Linked DNA regions of Homo sapiens: region 2 is linked to region 1. The links are chromatin loops, found by intact Hi-C in ENCODE. Cell type or tissue: natural killer cell. All regions are shown on one strand. Links, peaks and the distances in the headings refer to the core of each region. The heading gives the core; the rest is flanking DNA.

Region 1 (5,378 bases), core at 114-5,113:
AGCACGATCCAGGCCCCGCCTGCCTCGGCTCCACCTTCCCCGCGCCCGTCCCCCAGGGTCTCGGCCGCGGGACCCCGCCTTCCAGGCCCCGCCCCGCTTTTTCCCTGGCCCCGCCCCGGCCCGTCGCCATGTTGTTCCCTCCGCGCTGGACGGGAGCAGCTGGAGCGGGAGCCTGGCTGCGCTACCGCGGCTGCCTCCTGCTGTGCAGGTCCCCGACCCTCTCTCTGTCCTCATTGCGCCCAGACGGGCCGGCCCAGAGCTCCCGGGTCGTCTTTCGTGTGGCCGCGAGGTGAGCGGGACTCGGGACTCCTTCGGGACCGGGCGGAGTGCGCGGGTGTCGGGGTCTGAGGGGGCGGCTCGGGCCTCGGGCAGCTGGGGCGGGGTGCGGTGCGCGCGGGGCTAGCGCGGGTCACAAGGCCGCCCCGGGAGAGAGGACGGCTGGTTGTCTCCCTGCCTCCTCTCTGACGCAGGAGGAAAGACGGTCCCCACACCCTTGGGGAGAGGGACTCACAGAAACACACACAAACACTGGAGAAAGGGAGATACAAAAGCCCGGACACCCGTGCACATACACACGGAGAAATACACCCGGTCACCTGGGAACACACGTACACGCCAGCCTTTCCCCCAACCACTCCGGGACACACATCCACAGACCCCAAACCAAATCCTACACCCGAATGATTAATGTAGGGAAAACAAAGGCGCTCCCATGACTTGATTTTGGCGACCTCTGAAGTTCCACCTAGCAGAACGTGTTTGCTCGATGTCTTACGACCACTCGGGTGAGGAATTCGGAAAGTAAAGCCAATCTTAGAGGCTGCAGGCGTTTTGGGGGCATTATCTGATTCAGACGCTGGCTAACGTTTCACAATCGCGTTCCCTTTTTTCTTCCAACTTGGTAAGTAAAAAGGCAAAATGAGAAATTTAAGTGCTGAACTTAATAAATAGTTGGTGGACGTATTGCTTTTTTTTTTTTTTGGTAAGGGATGACACATCTCGTGACTACAGTTCTTTTGAGGAATAACTTTTCTGCTAGTTTCCAAATCGGCACGTGACCACAATCTTTTCATAGGATTTTAGCGTCCTGATAAAAATCAATGGGCAGAATTTGATTGCTTCTTTAAAAATGTGTTTGTCCTTCGGTCTCTGGCACCATTGTAATGGAAAATCCCTACATTGCCTGTACTCTCAGAAGCTGTCCAGTGTAGCAAAACTAGAGATAAAGAAACCTGGAACGATTCAGTTAGGAACTTTTAAGAAGCCAGCCTTTAGTTTTTCCTTTAGAAGATTATGAAGTTATCATGATTGCTTCTCTAGAACTTTAGTAGTTATTTGGATTCCTAAATCTAAGACAATGCTGTGGCAGTCTGGTGCTTTTAGTATTTTTGTGTCTGCTGTGGTAAATTCCTCGTTTATACTACAAAGTTTCTCTTCTGGAGACTTTTGGGATCTGGGCATATTTTTTCGTTTATTATTTGGAATGTTAGAGTAGATAGGCAAACACTAAGTAGAACATCATTGGCTTTGACTCCAAGCCGGGTTTTAGAGATAAGGGAAATAATACCTTAGTGCTATCACTTCTTTTCCAACCTCTCTCATCTCTTTTTGTTTCTATCTCAACCATTTCTTCTGTCTGGACTACAGTACTCTGGAGGCCTAAAGAGAAGATCCTTGAGTTCTCGAAATTATTTTTTTTTAGCCTCCCCTCATTTCTGACCATTTATTGAGCACTCACTCTGCGGCGAATATTCCGTACGTGTAAATCCTGTACGTACATCATTTTATTTAATTTCCATAGCATTTCTTCAGTAAGAGCTCCATGTTACAGTTGAGGAATTTGGGGGGGCATAGGAAGGTTCAGTCTGTTTTCCAAGATGACCCAGGTTGTGATGGGGTGGAGCGGGGATTCAAAGCAGGTCTGGGTAATTTTAGAGTAGTAGTTTTCAACTGGAAGAGAGGACAATTTTGTCCTCGTAGGAGACATTTGGCAATGCCTGGAGGCATCTTTGGTTCACACCTGGGGGCAAGGGAGGTGCTGCTGACATCTAGTGGGTAGAGGCCAGGGATGCTGCTAAACATTCTTTTTTATTTTTATTTTTGTTATTTAATTTTTAAATTTTGCTGCTAAACATTCTATAACCTACAGGACAGCCCCCCACAACAGAGTTGTCTAGCCCAAAATGTCACTAGTGCCACGGTTGAGAAACCCTCCTTTTCAGCAGTCCAAGTAACCCCAGAGCTTACATTTCAACTGCTTTTGTAGTTTTTCAAATGCAATGTCGTTTTCCTATTTGGGATACCTCATCATTTTAACAGTGAGCAGGGGAAAATTCTCTCTACTGAGAAGCATATTCACTTGAAAGATTAAAGAGTGAGTGGCTGGGCACGGTGGCTCACGCCTGTAATCCCAGCACTTTGGGAGGCCGAGGTGGGCGGATCACGAGGTCAGGAGTTTGAAACCAGCCTGGCCAACATGGTGAAACTCCGTTTCTACTAAAAATACAAAAATTAGCCAGGCGTGGTGGCGGATGCCCGTAATCCCAGCTACTCAGGAGGCTGAGGCAGGAGAATCGCTTGAACCTGGGAGGCAGAGGTTGCAGTGAGCCGAGATCACGCCATTGCGCTCCAGCCTGGGCAACAGAATGAGACTCCATCTCAAAAAAAAAAAAAAAAAAAAAAAAAAAAGACCAAATAATTTCTGGTAGCAGAATCTGTTTTTTGTTGTAAGGCAAAAATGACAAAAAGAACTTTAGAGCTATTCAGAGCCATTAAAGTGGACTTAGAAAGTTTAGTTTCTGCATTATTTCAGTTGTCTGAGCAGCCTGTGGGGCACTGATACAAAGGTGCTGATGAGAAGGGCGGTGGGGAGTCCCAACCTTCCTGAAGCTTACAGTCCAATCACAGTCATAAGATTAGGTTCTGACATCATCCTAGAACAGAATTTATTGCCTGGGCTACTCAAGGACAGGGGCCAGGTGTTCATTAAAAAAAAGCAAAACAGGAAAAAAAAGCAAAACAGGCTGAGTGTGGTGGCTCATGCCTGTAATCTCAGCGCTTTGGGAGACCCACACAGGAGGATCACTTGAGCCCAGAAGTTTGAGACCAGCCTGGGCAACATAGTGAGACCCCCGTCTCTACAAAAAATAAATTAAAAAAAAAATTAGCCTAGCTCAGTGTGGTGGTGCATGTCCCAGCTACTCTGGAGGCTGAGGCAGAAGGACGACTTGAGCCCTGGAGTTCAAGGCTGCAGTGAGTCATGATCACACCACTGCATTCCAGCCTGGGCGATAGAGTGAGACCTTGTCGCTAAAAAAATAACAATAATTAAAGAAAACAACTCCACACTCGGCACAGAAGTACCTGTGTCATGGTGTTTACTGTGGGCAGACTTAAATAAAATGGGGAAAACTTGATGTGTGTGTTATAGTTTTGTACGGTTAACCACGTGTGAATATTTACAAGAATCAAATTGAGAAGCCATTCTTGTTGAGCATAAAATTCATCCTTAAATTTCACCTCACCAGACAAATAGTTATGCCTGCATTTTATCACTGGAATCGAGAAAGAAATGATGAATTTTTTAATGGCTTTTCCATAACTTTCTGGTGTTTTCTGGTCTCTTTTTCATGCCTGTCTAAGATCAGGCCTTTCAAAATATGTACTGCTTCATTCTGGTGGCAGTATTAACTGTTAGGTGAACTTTGGGAGGGAGTGGTTGACTGGAGCAGTCAAAAAGGATCGCATCTCTTTTTAGGCATCACTGAGTGTTATTCACGCAATCAACATGGCATCTTTTTGTCGGTAGCTTTGGTTTTTGACTCATGCCAATGCACAGCACGTTCTTTGCTGATGAATAGATTTCTCTGCCTCTTATCAGGAGTTGTCTGCTGTGGGGTAGGGAGGATGTTGAGTTACACACCTCAAAATGATTGCTAGTGCATACACATGGAATCTAACAAAAGTGACGTGTTTTATTCTGGGAAAGGTCGAGATAAATTGGTGCTAGAGTTGTCTTGTTTGATCATTAATTGGCTTGCTCCTCCAGCCAACTTAGGTCACCACATTTCCTTCTGGGTAAAATGAGATGGCTGTGCTTCATAATCTCTAGGAGATTATATGTCACAAAGTAGAGGCAGCAAATTATTAGCTTCCAAGTAGTTCTGCCCAGGCAATGTGTTAAGCAGCAGGAGGAGGAAGTAAGCCAAATGGAAGTGTGTGTGTGTTTGGGCAACGCATCTAACTTGAAAGGTGTATAGATAATAGACTCTTCAGTCAGAACCAAGCATAAGAGAATAGGATTTGTGACTAAGTAGGCCATCAACAGAGAACATTTATTAAGGACTTTTTTGTAGAGGAGTGAGGGTGAACTCAAAAAATGTTTCAGGGAGTTTGGTGGAAAGCTATGATGCAATTGGAAGGCGAGGATGCCTGAGGGAGGAGACGTGGAGCCACCTAGGTGTGTAGGCAGAGGGGAGGGAGGTCGGAGGCGGTCCCAGGCCGTGTTGCCAGAGAGCCCAGGGGTGCCAGGGCTAGTTAGATAACTTGGAGGAGAAATCTCTGTTTCTCACCATGACTCTTGGTACTGTGCATGTTGTGAAGCTGTGTGCTCTGGGTATTTCCACATTCTGGATTTTTCAAATCCTTTTGTTAATTTTTGACCATGGTGAGTTCAGGCGTTGTTATTATGTTGCTTATTATGAATACAGTGAGGATGACTAGGTGTAAATGAATGTAAGGTAACAGCTAGATCTGCCTGAGGTGGAGAGAGACTGGGTGTGTATTTTGGAAAAAAAATGGAGAAGTGAAACAGGCTGTTCAGGCTTCACATTCTGGCTGCATGGAAGCCAGCTCATTGCATTCTCCAGGAGTTCTCTGGGAGTCTGTGGACACAGACTCCACTTTTGTCTTAGGCCTGACTCGTACAAACATATTCTGTTGTTTGACAGGGGATGGAGAAACACTATAGAACAACTGGACACATTCATTTCATTGCCACATTCTTTATTCAAGTGTGACAGAGAGCAAAACAGTATAAAGGAGTTGAACTGACTACTGTATTTTAATTTCAAGTTCCTGTGAATTGGATTAGATTTTTGGGTACAGAAGCTAAGGTAATTTCCAAAAGGTTAGTGCCCATAAGACTGTCTATGTTCTCAGAGTTAGAAAAACCTGGGAAAAAAAAAAGCCTTACAGACCTCTGTTTCTACAACTTGCTGTGCAGAACTCTAACAGATAGGAGTGTTTATGCAGCTAGGTGACTGCTCTGGTCTGTGCAGTTTCACACCTGTGTATTTGATCAGATGTATATACCTGGAAATACATACATAATGTGGTTGGAAGTCAGATTAGAACTGCCTGAGGACTACCCATTGGTG
Region 2 (5,378 bases), core at 92-5,091, 600 kb before region 1:
GAAAATAATATTTATTAGTATCTGCTTTAGAAGGATTGCAAATAGTTAATACCCTCTTTCCTTCATCAGAATAAATGAATCCAGGACCTCTATGATAAAGAATTTATTTTTTCTCCCACATCCAAATCTATTTATTATTCTGTGATATTTGGAGTTGAGTATTTAGATCATTTTAGGTCATTCTATGTCAATTTAGCCTTGCAGAACCCCCTGAGACAATAGTACTTCTATCTTAATATTAGTGCGAATGTTAATTTTTTTTTTTTTTTTTCCTGAGTTGGAGTTTCACTCTTGTTGCCCAGGCTGGAGTGCAATGGCGTGATCTCGTTTCACCGCAACCTCCGCCTCCTGGGTTCAAGCGATTCTCCTGCCTCAGTCTCCCGAGTAGCTGGAATTACAGGCATACACCACCACGTTCGGCCAATTTTGTATTTTTAGTAGAGATGGGGCTTTTCCATGTTGGTCAGGCTGGTCTTGAACTCCCGACCTCAGGTGATCCACCTGCCTCGGCCTCCCAAGAATGTTAATGTTAATTTAGAATTTCCCAAGCAAATCTGTATACAACAGAAATTGCCTGGCAGCATGGCATATCAGCATCTAGTGTACTCTCTCTGAGAGGCTCTTGAAAGCTGAAAACTGGAGAAAACACAGGGCAGGAGCACAGAACATGGGCAAACAGCATCACTACATGTTTTCTCCTTTACAGGAAATCTCTTGCCGGAAGCCGTGCCACAGAGCACACAGGCAGTTTGCAGAGAAGGATGCAACCCACACCATGTCCGAAGCGGGCTCTGGGGAAGGCAAGGTTTGATTGTTTCTCAGGTTGTTTTACTGCCCTGCCCACACCCTCCCACCCAGAGAAGTTATTCCTTCTGCAGCTGTGTGCGATTTTTTCAGAAAGAGTTTTAGTCTTTGTTTTTCCCAAGACTTTGTATTGCCTTTTCTCCTCTTCTTGGGCTTGAGTTTAGATGGGACATAACAGGAAAGGGCAATGAATCCCAAACCCATTTTATTTTTTGGTTCATTTGTTGATTTATTTTTATCTCAGCAATAATTTAGTGAGAAAGAAGGTTAATATGATGACAAAAATATGGGTTTGGAAGACCCTTAGTGAGTTTTAAGAAGACAGGCCACCATAGCAGCTGTAGCTAAATAAGCATTTGCTGTATAAGTCAATTACTAAAAATTGTGTGTTGTCTACTTAGAAATGTTTCTTGGGGTGTTTATTAAGGTGTGTGACTTTGAGAATGAGGAATAGAGGAAATGGAAGACGAGTAAGAGAAACCATCCTCCATTTGAGATATCGTGACCCAGCTCTGTTTCCTTTGCTCTCTGTCTGAAGTTAAAAAAAACAAAAACAAAAACAAAACAAAACAAAACAAAAATTAAAAACCCTCAATGGAGAAATATATAAATATTTACAAAGGCTTCTCTTCTATCTACAATACCTTTGTGCAAGATATATCATCTTAAAATCTTGCAATTTGATTGCAGTTGAAATTAATGGTGCAAGAGGTTTTCTTTTTTGTTTGCTTTTTTCTTCATAACGGAAGTGTAATCTCCTTGCAAAGCTTGTGAGCATGCATCCTAAATTGTGAACTTCATCTGCCATGGAAGGGAAAACCTTGACCCAATACCATTGGGATCTAAAAGTGTGATTCCTAGGATTCTGAGCATACTACACGAGATTTAAGGCCCCTTTCAGACTCTGCATTAATGCTTGTTCAGTAGTGATAAATAACATTGATTGGTATTGAGACCAGATTAATAACAGAAGGCAGCTAAAAGGTATTCCCTCTTAGCCTAATTTCCCAAAGGGCATCACTCAGCTGCATTAGTGGGGCGAGGCTCTTCCTTCTCTAAGTGGTGTCTTTAGAAGCTTGAGGGATTATTGCTCAGGGGAAAATGGCTCAATCTGCGGGATTCTTTTTCTTTTTGAGATGGAGTTTTGCTCTTGTTGCCCAGGCTGGAGTGCAATGGCACAATCTCGGCTCACCACAGCCTTCGCCTCCTGGGTTCAAGAGATTCTCCTGTCTCAGCCTCCTGAGTAGCTGGGATTACAGGTGTGCACCACCACGCCCAGCTAATTTTGTATTTTTAGTAGAGATGGGGTTTCTCCATGTTGGTTAGGCTGGTCTCGAACTCCCGACCTCAGGTGATCCACCCGCCTCAGCCTCCCAAAGTGCTGAGAGGGATTCTTAAGAGCAGCTGAGAAAGGGCCCTGCACTTCAGCTGGCTCCAGTTTGTCATCCTTTGTCTGGTATCTTCAGACAAGACATTGCAATAAGAAAAAATAAATACAGTGTGAGAAATCAAATGGTTTTTGTCAAAGTGTAAAAGGGACTGCATCTGACTAACACTGGAGTTGGACAGAAGCCATAAAGGATGTTTTGTGTGAATGTTTCCGGCTGCAAAATCTACCTGACTGTTGCACTGAAACCACAACTATCTATCACATGCTTGTGAGAAACCCCCAGGAGCTTCCTGTTTCGTGTGGGTCGTGAGAAGATTGCACAGCACAGTACAGCTTTCATTGTCTTTGAGCTAATCTTAAGCTAGGAGAAGGAAGGAGAATTCACATTTTGTATGTTTAGTTATTTGTGAAGTCTTTACACCCATAAATCGATTATGTATAAATTAGTATACAGATTCACTACCATGGAGAGGATACTGTGTACATCTGAGGATACTGTGTACATATGGTTGAGTCACTTCACCTAGGCCTTGGGGAGGAGTTGGGGCATCTCCAGGGTAAAGTAATGTGGTTTAGCACGGGGACTTCCAAGGAAGCATCAGTATGAGATAGGGGAACATGGCTGACCAACGGCAAGATGATGCCCCATGATGGAGCAGATGGGATTGGCGTGGGAGGGGTAGTTTGTGAGACCAGAAGACTTGCAATCTCTCCTGCTGAGACCAATACCAACCAAAGAATAATTAGAGAGCATGGAGGACAACATGATCTCATGTGAATCTCACATCATACCTTACAAGTTAACTCTGTGTATCGCCTAAGGAACGGCTGAAGCTTCTTTTCTTGTAAATGACAATAGACACATATCCAGTGCCATTAAGGACAGCATCTGGTCACCCAGTGGCCAATAATGTCAAAGTTCTGATCACAAGGTGAGCAGTTTCCTGAAGATAGAAGAGTACGATGGCCACAGCCATGGGTTCCAACATAGCCACTCTCTGGGGCCACCAGACACCCTCCTCACACTCCGCAGAGTTTGCTTAAATGTGCTCTGAGCTGGATGCATTTGCTAAAGGTTTGTCTCTTCCCCTTTGTTAACCCAAGAAAACAGAAGGACGTCTCAGCTAGACCCCAGCCGCTGCCACCCCATCTCTTCTCCAACTCTGCTCCGGCAGCTGGCGTTTCCTGTGTTCTCTCAGTGGGTTAAGAGAATGGTGGTGGCACATTGTCCCTTAATTAGACTGCAAGAGCAGCCATCTCCTGCTCAACTTGCCTGGGCAATCTTTTTATTCATCATACCTGAAAGTAACAGTAGTGGCTTTTTGTATGGCATATGTTATATGTAATCATGATGACCTTCTTATAAGCAGAAGAGTGGAAAAAATACAGGAGGAACTTAGAACTGACATTCTCACTTCCATCATGTGGATTAGACTATTAGCATGTTGCTGTGCCCCCATTTCATGTTATTAATTAATTAATTAGGGATCAGGTTGGGCGTGGTAGCTCACATTTGTAATCCCAACATTTTGAGAGACCAAGGCAGGAGGATCACTTGAGCCCAGGAGTTCAAGACAGCCGGGGCAACATAGCTAGATGCCACTGTTTCCATAAAAAATAAAAAATAAATTCAGGCATGGTGGTATGTGCTTGTGGTCCCAGCTACTTGGGAGGCTGAGGTGGGAGGATTGCTTGAACCTGGGAGGTCAAGGCTGTAGTGAGCTGTGATCGCACCACTGTACTCCAGCCTGGGCAACAGAGCAAGACCCCGTCACAAAACACACAAAAAAGGATCAGCAAGCTTAGGTGAAATATTATTTTCGTAAGTGAATTTTTCATTATGAAAAGTTCAATAAATTTTTCATAAAACAGTATTTTTTATAAAACAATATTTAATTTTCAAAAGCAATATTTAATAACTAAGAAATTTGAACAATATAGGAAAGCACAATGATAAAAAACAAACCCCACAAAACCCTTATGGACTTCATTCTCAGCCAAAATTGCAGTTAATATTTTGATGTATTCCCTTCCAGTATTTTTTTTTCTCTGCTTCTACATATATTGGTAAACACTGTCCCTCTTTTTACAAACCTAGATCATTCTGGATATTCAATTGCGTATCCTACCTTTTTTCATGTTATGTAGCATTTTAGCCTCATTTCCCCATTCTCTTATAACATGATTTTTTTTTTTTTTTTTTGAGACGGAGACTCGTTCTGTTACCCAGGCTGGAGTGCAGTGGCACAATCTCGGCTCACTGCAACCTCCGCCTGCCAGGTTCAAACAATTCTCCTGCCTCAGCCTCCCGAGTAGCTGGGACCACAGGCATGTGCCACCATGCCCGGCTAATTTTTTTTTTGTATTTTTAGTAGAGACAGGGTTTCACCGTGCTGGCCAGGCTGGTCTCAAACTCCTGACCTCGTGATCTGCCCACCTCGGCCTCCCAAAGTGCTGGGATTACAGGCGTGAGCCTCCGTGCCCGGTCATAACATGATTATTAATGGCTATGTTCATTTTAAGAATATGCCATATTTTTTTTTCTAATTGTTGTTGAGGGATATTTAAGAGGTATAGAATTTTTCTCCATGGTAAACAACATCGCAATGAATATATCTGTCCATAGATTTTTAGACTATATCTCTGATTACTGACCAAACATGTGATCCTTGAATTAAATTTTTCAACATCAACAGATCTAAATATTTTTATGGCTGTTGATGCATATTGTCAGCCTGACCTTGAAAATGACTACACCAATTTATAGTCACAATCAGATTGTTAAAATTTTTATTATCAGACAATCCTTGGTACCGAGGACTGATAGTGACAGTGCAGTGTCTTAAGTGACAGTGAAAAGCATAGACCAGCTTCATATACGGAATTTAAAGATCCAAGAGAAAAACTGATCAGATATTGAACTAAGGGTGCTTCCCAGGGTTGTTCTAGAAGGAAATGGCCATTTTGGCAGAGCCACTGACCTTTAACAAAGATACCAGAATGAGTTGAATGCTCATTCTGCTTGAGCATGAAAAAGACATATACTTCATCCAGAATTTCCCTTCTATCCCCCAGATCCACACTTCTCTATTCAAGTCAGGGTTTGTGACAGGGTAGCCTAACAGGGTTTGAGGTTTCCATAAGGGGAGGGCTCATACGTATGAGTTTAGTTCTTGCAAAAAGG

Evidence for each region. Peaks named below come from ENCODE experiments on the same cell type or tissue, not always from the same donor. Only the 100,000 strongest peaks of a DNase experiment are listed, where the experiment ranks them.
Region 2: it touches region 1 in a loop (4-fold over the local background); 2 of 110 quality-filtered maps call a loop at or near these places.

The regions. Positions count from the first base shown.
Region 1 is chrX:13,689,000-13,694,377 of GRCh38, forward strand. It overlaps RAB9A (RAB9A, member RAS oncogene family), which reads left to right and starts at 129. Exons shown (of 3, transcript NM_004251.5): 1 at 129-289. RefSeq lists silencers at 29-268, 279-438, 3,063-3,259. In natural killer cell, for the core only: a CTCF peak has its summit at 2,031 (motif pointing left); DNase peaks (open chromatin) are centred at 462, 2,022, 2,882 and 3,312; H3K4me3 peaks cover 1,681 bases; H3K27ac peaks cover 4,874 bases.
Region 2 is chrX:13,084,999-13,090,376 of GRCh38, forward strand. It overlaps LOC105373133 (a long non-coding RNA gene), which reads left to right. Exons shown (of 4, transcript NR_171577.1): 3 at 707-800. Among named protein-coding and RNA genes, the nearest start is that of FAM9C, 43 kb to the left of the region's middle. RefSeq lists enhancers at 2,357-2,576, 2,647-2,806. In natural killer cell, for the core only: no CTCF peak of the experiment used is centred there; DNase peaks (open chromatin) are centred at 723, 2,423, 2,773, 3,313 and 1 weaker place; H3K4me3 peaks cover 658 bases; H3K27ac peaks cover 4,831 bases.